Linked DNA regions of Homo sapiens: region 1 is linked to region 2. Evidence: chromatin contacts called from ENCODE Hi-C or POLR2A ChIA-PET data. All regions are on one chromosome and are shown on one strand. Each heading gives the region's core, a stretch centred on a gene start or an enhancer-like site at or near the end of the contact. The rest is flanking DNA. Distances are from core to core; before and after follow the strand shown. Region 1 overlaps TSHZ2 (teashirt zinc finger homeobox 2). Region 2 overlaps LOC105372666 (a long non-coding RNA gene).

Evidence for each region. Hi-C counts contacts between places; a loop is a spot of excess contacts on that map. ChIA-PET counts read pairs that join two places held with the same protein, here RNA polymerase II (POLR2A). Pooled maps may share reads with other maps.
Region 1: a loop to region 2 is called in a pooled map, with 5 times the contacts of the local background. The contact joins two enhancer-like sites. A Hi-C loop is called at or near these places in 1 of 168 maps with a recorded cell type or tissue (naive thymus-derived CD4-positive, alpha-beta T cell) and 7 of 50 pooled maps. POLR2A ChIA-PET finds 5 or more read pairs at or near these places in 3 of 52 experiments (WTC11, naive thymus-derived CD4-positive, alpha-beta T cell and naive thymus-derived CD8-positive, alpha-beta T cell).

What each region holds. Positions count from the first base shown.
Region 1 is chr20:53,215,777-53,218,570 of GRCh38, reverse strand. The region is part of intron 1 of TSHZ2 (teashirt zinc finger homeobox 2); the gene reads right to left. Among named protein-coding and RNA genes, the nearest start is that of TSHZ2, 240 kb to the right of the region's middle. Within about 2 kb of position 1,355, at least 2 of the 41 ENCODE cell types and tissues checked have a DNase peak (open chromatin) inside an H3K27ac peak, as active enhancers do.
Region 2 is chr20:52,404,192-52,406,891 of GRCh38, reverse strand. The region is part of intron 4 of LOC105372666 (a long non-coding RNA gene); the gene reads right to left. Among named protein-coding and RNA genes, the nearest start is that of ZFP64, 210 kb to the right of the region's middle. Within about 2 kb of position 1,336, at least 3 of the 41 ENCODE cell types and tissues checked have a DNase peak (open chromatin) inside an H3K27ac peak, as active enhancers do.

The DNA.
Region 1 (2,794 bases), core at 106-2,605, 810 kb before region 2:
CCAGCTAATCTCGTCATCTGCGAATATAGAACCAATGCGGTAGATGTTTGGATTTTGCAAAAGAATATGAGAAATTGAATTTTTATGCGAAATCACCTGATTGACAAATTTTGGCAATGCTGTGTACATTATTATTACGATTATCTATTTATTTAGTGGTTTGTGTGGGCCGAACAAATAAGTCGGCAAGCCGAATTCATTTGCCCCTGTGCCAACTGTTGTAAAGTTTGATCTTGCTTAATGCATCTCAATGTTTCCCATCTCTCAATTTGAATTATAATAGGTGCCAGCTGAGACCATGTGGTTGGTGCAGCACACACACAGCTCTGTTCCTTGAAAGCTACTCAAAGCAAATGTTCTAATCACAGGTGAGAGGCCCTCAGCCTATAGGCGTAGTCTTTAGAAAACAAATTTAGTGCAGAATAAAGGACAACATCATGACTTGAAAGAACCAGACTTGAGACTGTTTGTAAAGTGCAGCCTGCCATTTGCGGCTCCTTCAAAGGAGCCTCGGCTTTCTCACTCTTAAAAAGGAGGGTGTTGGGCTAGCCAGTCTCCTTTCTCCCAAAGTAAAATACTTGTCTGTATTGTTCAGGGAGGAGAATCTATGCTTTGGGATGTGAAAGCCTAGGTCTGACTCTCCTTTCTAACATAAATTAGATTTGCATAACTTCCTTCAACCTTAGTTTTTTTGTTTGCAAAGGTGAGGATAAAACCAGTAATGATATCACAGGATTATGTGAAACTTAAATGAGATAGTAAGTCAGATAACTCTGTGTAAACCAGGGGTTACAAGCAGGGGCAGTGGATCAAATGTAGCCCTTAGCCATATTTTGTTTGGCCCATGAATTGTTTCAAAATCAGAGAAATTTCACACTTAAGGATAGATGCCTTCTGAGAAGTTCTGACGTTACTGGCCCTGTGTGGTTGCGTGGCAGAGCTTTACCGCTTTTGCCTCCTCTAGACTGAGCACCAGGGATCTGCCATGGTCCCCATCCACTCCTTATATTGCGCCTGGCTCTCTGCACTTTCTGCCATTATTTGTCTGTGGGTTTGCAGCCCCTGGCAAATTAAGTGATGTGCAACGGTTCACTGGCGTTGCTGTTCTGATTATTGTTGTTCTTCCATCTGTTATCCCTTTCTGCTTGTGAGCCACATATTCGCTTCTTTGGGGCTCAGTTATCTGGTCTTTAAAATGGGAATAATAATATCTCACTTGCCTAGAGCCAGGGGGCTGTCGGGTGAGGCCAGGCCCCTTCTGCTCCCTGAGCGCCCAGAAGTGGGGCGTCCGACCAGCAGAGGGCGCTGGTACGAAAGGCTGCAGGTGCTGGCATCGGCCAAGCGCAGACAGGTGGGGCCGCGGCAGGTGCGGCTCTCGCACTATCCCCCTTTCACAACTTGGGAGGACACAGCTTCACCGGGTGGGCCTGACAGCGAGCAATTACTCATCCATCGATACAGCCGCACATCACCAGCAATGTGACTTTCTGGAATATGTAATGCGACCACAGACTTTCTAATGCCGCAGCCTGACAATCAGACACTAAAAATAACAAACGGGCCCGCTCAGGAACAGAAAGACACGGCCTCTTTGGAAACTGGGGATGGGCCGTTTCCAACTCTGCTCACCGCTGGAGCCCTGCACGGAATTCTCCGGGCGGTGAAGTGAGTCGCCAGGAGCTGCCAGGGGCTGCAGGGAGAGTTCCCGCATTTGAAGGGTGTGTTCACTTTTAGACAACTCAGTCCCAGCAAGATGTAGACAAATTGGAGCAAGTTCAGAGAAGAACAACCCACATGATTAAGGGGAAAGAGGATTGATTTATAGAGAAATATTAAAGCAGCCAAACATGTCTGCGCTGTGTTCTCCAGGTGACAAATCAGAGAGTGACACATTGTGGGGCTCCATGCACCTTTGAGAGGTGTAAACATCAGGGGATGAGAAACTAGCTCAGTGCAAGGAGCTTTTCACAGCATTTTCTAAGATGGCATTAACACCAGAAAATGTTCCTGGCTGGTGAAGGGTTGGTTGGGTCGCACCTATGCTTGAGAACCCTTTGTTGTCCTGATTTTGCCTGGCATAAAATGACATATCCTAGCTAGGGGTTCACATTTGTGGCCTTCAGTGCTCTGGCTGTGGCCTATTTTTCCTTGTATGTTCACGTCCTTGACTTTCTGCCAGGGATTCCGCCACCCCAGTCCCATTTGTCCTCACTCCAGCTTTACCTGACTACCTGTCTTACTCCTCCATCAGGAACTGAAATGCTTAGGAGCCAACAATGGCTTGGCTGGTGAAGTGAGGTGTGGAGAGGGCTGGGGAAGACAACAGGACCAGCAATTGCAAGGTGAGAACAGATGACAGGGACATTCCTTGGGTGTTGACTTCATAGAATGCTGAAATACTAGTGTCTTATTAAAAAGTGAGCTGGCCCCCCACTGTTTTCTATTCCTCATTCTGAGGAAGAGCTAAGGTCGTGCCTTTCTGTCCTCCAGATATGAGTCTCTGGGAATTTGACTGGGGAAGAAGGTCTTGGCCAAAATGAAGAATTCTGGGAGAAGAGGAATCAGACATCAGAGACAGGTGTTTGGCCTTAGGGGAAAAAGGGCAGGAGCTCAACCCTAGGAGAAAGACTGGGAATTAGGCCTGGGACCCCTCTTTTCCCATCCCTATGAAACCATTTTTTAAATTTTTTTTTTTTTTTTTTGAGACGGAGTTTTGCTCCTGTTGCCCAGGCTGGAGTGCAATGGCGCGACCTCGGCTCACCACAACCTCCGCTTCCTGAGTTCAAGCTATGCT
Region 2 (2,700 bases), core at 87-2,586:
CCTAAGCGAACTAATGCAGGAACAGAAAACCAAATCCTGCATGTTCACACTTACAAGTCAGAGCTAAACACTGAGTACACGTGTACACACAGAAGGGAACAACAGACACTAGGGCCTACTTGAAGGTGGAGGGTGGGAGGAGGGAGAGGATCAAATAACTACCTATTGGGTACTATGCTATTACCTGGGTGATGAAATAATCTGTACACCAAACTTCCATGACATGCAATGTACCTATATGACAAACCTGCACATGTACCCTTGAATCTAAAAGTTAAAAAAAAAAAAAAGAAGAAGAAGACGTGTGGGCAATTACCGTGATGCAATAGAAACCTCCAAGAAAACTGCCAGGCAAGCTAACCCAGAGGTCACAGAATACAATGGTTCACAGGCCAAAGTAAGATGCTCGAATCACAGTTTAATAATTCAATTCAGAGCATATATCAAGAAACAAGGAGAAAACAACAAAAATAACCCAATTTAAAAATGGATCGAGGACATGAATAGACAATTCTCCAAAGATACAGAAATGGCCAATAAGCATAGGAAAACATGTTCCACATCATTAATCATAAGAGGAACGCAAATCAAAATCACCTTGAGACATCACCTCACATCCATTAGGATGGTCACTGTCAAAAGAACAGAACATAAGTGTTGGCGATGTTGCAGAGAAACTGAAACCCTTGTGCATTGTGAGTGGAAATGGAAAATGGTGTAGTCATCATGGAGAACAGTAAAGAGGTTCCTCAAAAAATTAAAAACAGAATTACCATATGATCCAGTAATCCCACTTCTGGTGATATACTCAAAAGAATTCAAAACAGGATCTTGAAAAGATATTTGTACACCCATGTTCACTGCAGCAGTATTCACAATAGCCAAGAAATGGAAGCAACCCAAATGTCCATCAATAGATGAATAAAGAAAATGTGCTATATACATACAATGGAATATTATGCAACCTTAAATATGAAGGAAATCCAGTCACATGCTGCAACATGGATGAAACTCAAGGACATTATTCTAAATGAAATCCCAGTCACAAAAGGACAAATGCTACATGATTCCACTGATATGAAATATTTAAAGCAGTCAAAATCATAGAACCAGAAAGTAGAAAAGTAGTTGCCAAGGGCTAGGGGAGGGGAAGGGGAAGTAGTGGTTAATGTGTATAGAGTTTCAGTTTTGCAAAATGAAAAGCTCTAAAAATCCATTGCATAACAATGTTAATACATTTAACACTATCGAGTATAGATAAAATTACATAATGTCTGAGATTTGCTGCAAAATAAGCCAATGTTTTGCAATTCAGATCAACAAACAGTACTTGAGCTTATGCTAAGTAGAATTTTGCAAACTGAGAATCATGACTCATTAGTAGGTAAACTGATTTGGTGAACTGTGACCAGAACATTTTTAATGACAAATAGAATAGAAAATATGAGTGCATGACATCCTGTCATGGCAAATTTTATTCCATGAAACTTTTGTTTTGTGTGTGTGTGTGTGTGTGTGTGTGTGTGTGTGTGTTGAACACATATAATACATCATGATGTAAAATTGTTTCTTACTGTGGGTTGCAGTTAATAAAGACTGAAGATCACAATTGAAAGCAAAGTCCTAATCACTGATGGGCACATCAGAGACAAGAAAAAATAAGACATAGTTCACGTTTTCTAGAAGAGACAGACATGAATAGATATACAGTATGGAATTCTAAGAGCTCTGCTAACTGAGAGCCAAGAACTGTGAGAAGACAATGGAGCTATTGACTAACTTTAGCCTGGGCTTCACAGGAAAGATAATACATGAAATGAGTGTTGAAAGATGAAAAGGATGAAAAAGAGTGAAAAAGCTATCTCTCAGAGGTGGAATAAAGTAGCACAGAGGTCTAAACACATACATGGTATATTTGGGCAAAAGAAAGCAATTTAGTGAGGCTAGGAGCCTATCGATTTGGGGTCTGTAAGCTCAATGTGGTAACCAAGGATGGGAAGAAGTTGATGATACTGAGGAAATGCCCTTAATTTGAGAGGTTACAAATACGTCATTTCTCCTTTGATGATCTCCACCGTTGATAATCTCTTCACCATCTTATTTGCCTAATCTACAATTGCACATCAAAGTCAAAGAATTTCCACTTTGAATCCTCTGATACAGCAATTTCACCCCTGGGATGCATACAAGGAATCATACTGAATGGGCACAATTACTTAACTATAAACGTTCATTTACAACATTACACTAAATGGCAAAATACTGAAAAGAACCAAATGTTTAATGACAGATATTGGGTAAATAAAATTATGGCCCATCTATAATACACATTCAATTTTAAAATTTGATAAAAAAGAATATTTTAACCTGGAAACATGTTCACAATATATTGCTAAGTTAAAGATACAGCATGCTAAAAAAGATGTACAAACAATTCCTGTTTCACAGAAGAAAATAAAAATAATCCTAAAAAAAGACTCTCTATACTTCCAAATGATTTATTTGTATGATGGAATTATAGGAGATTTTTACTTTTGTCCTTGTTCTTTTCTCTCAATTCCATGAATAAAATTTTCTTCCATATACAAAAAGACTTAAAACATTTTTAAAACAGCAAAATCATTACAAAATAGAAAGTAACCTAGAAGTATGTTCTCTATTATTAATCAGAAAAGGCAAGTGAAAAATAGTATTACATTA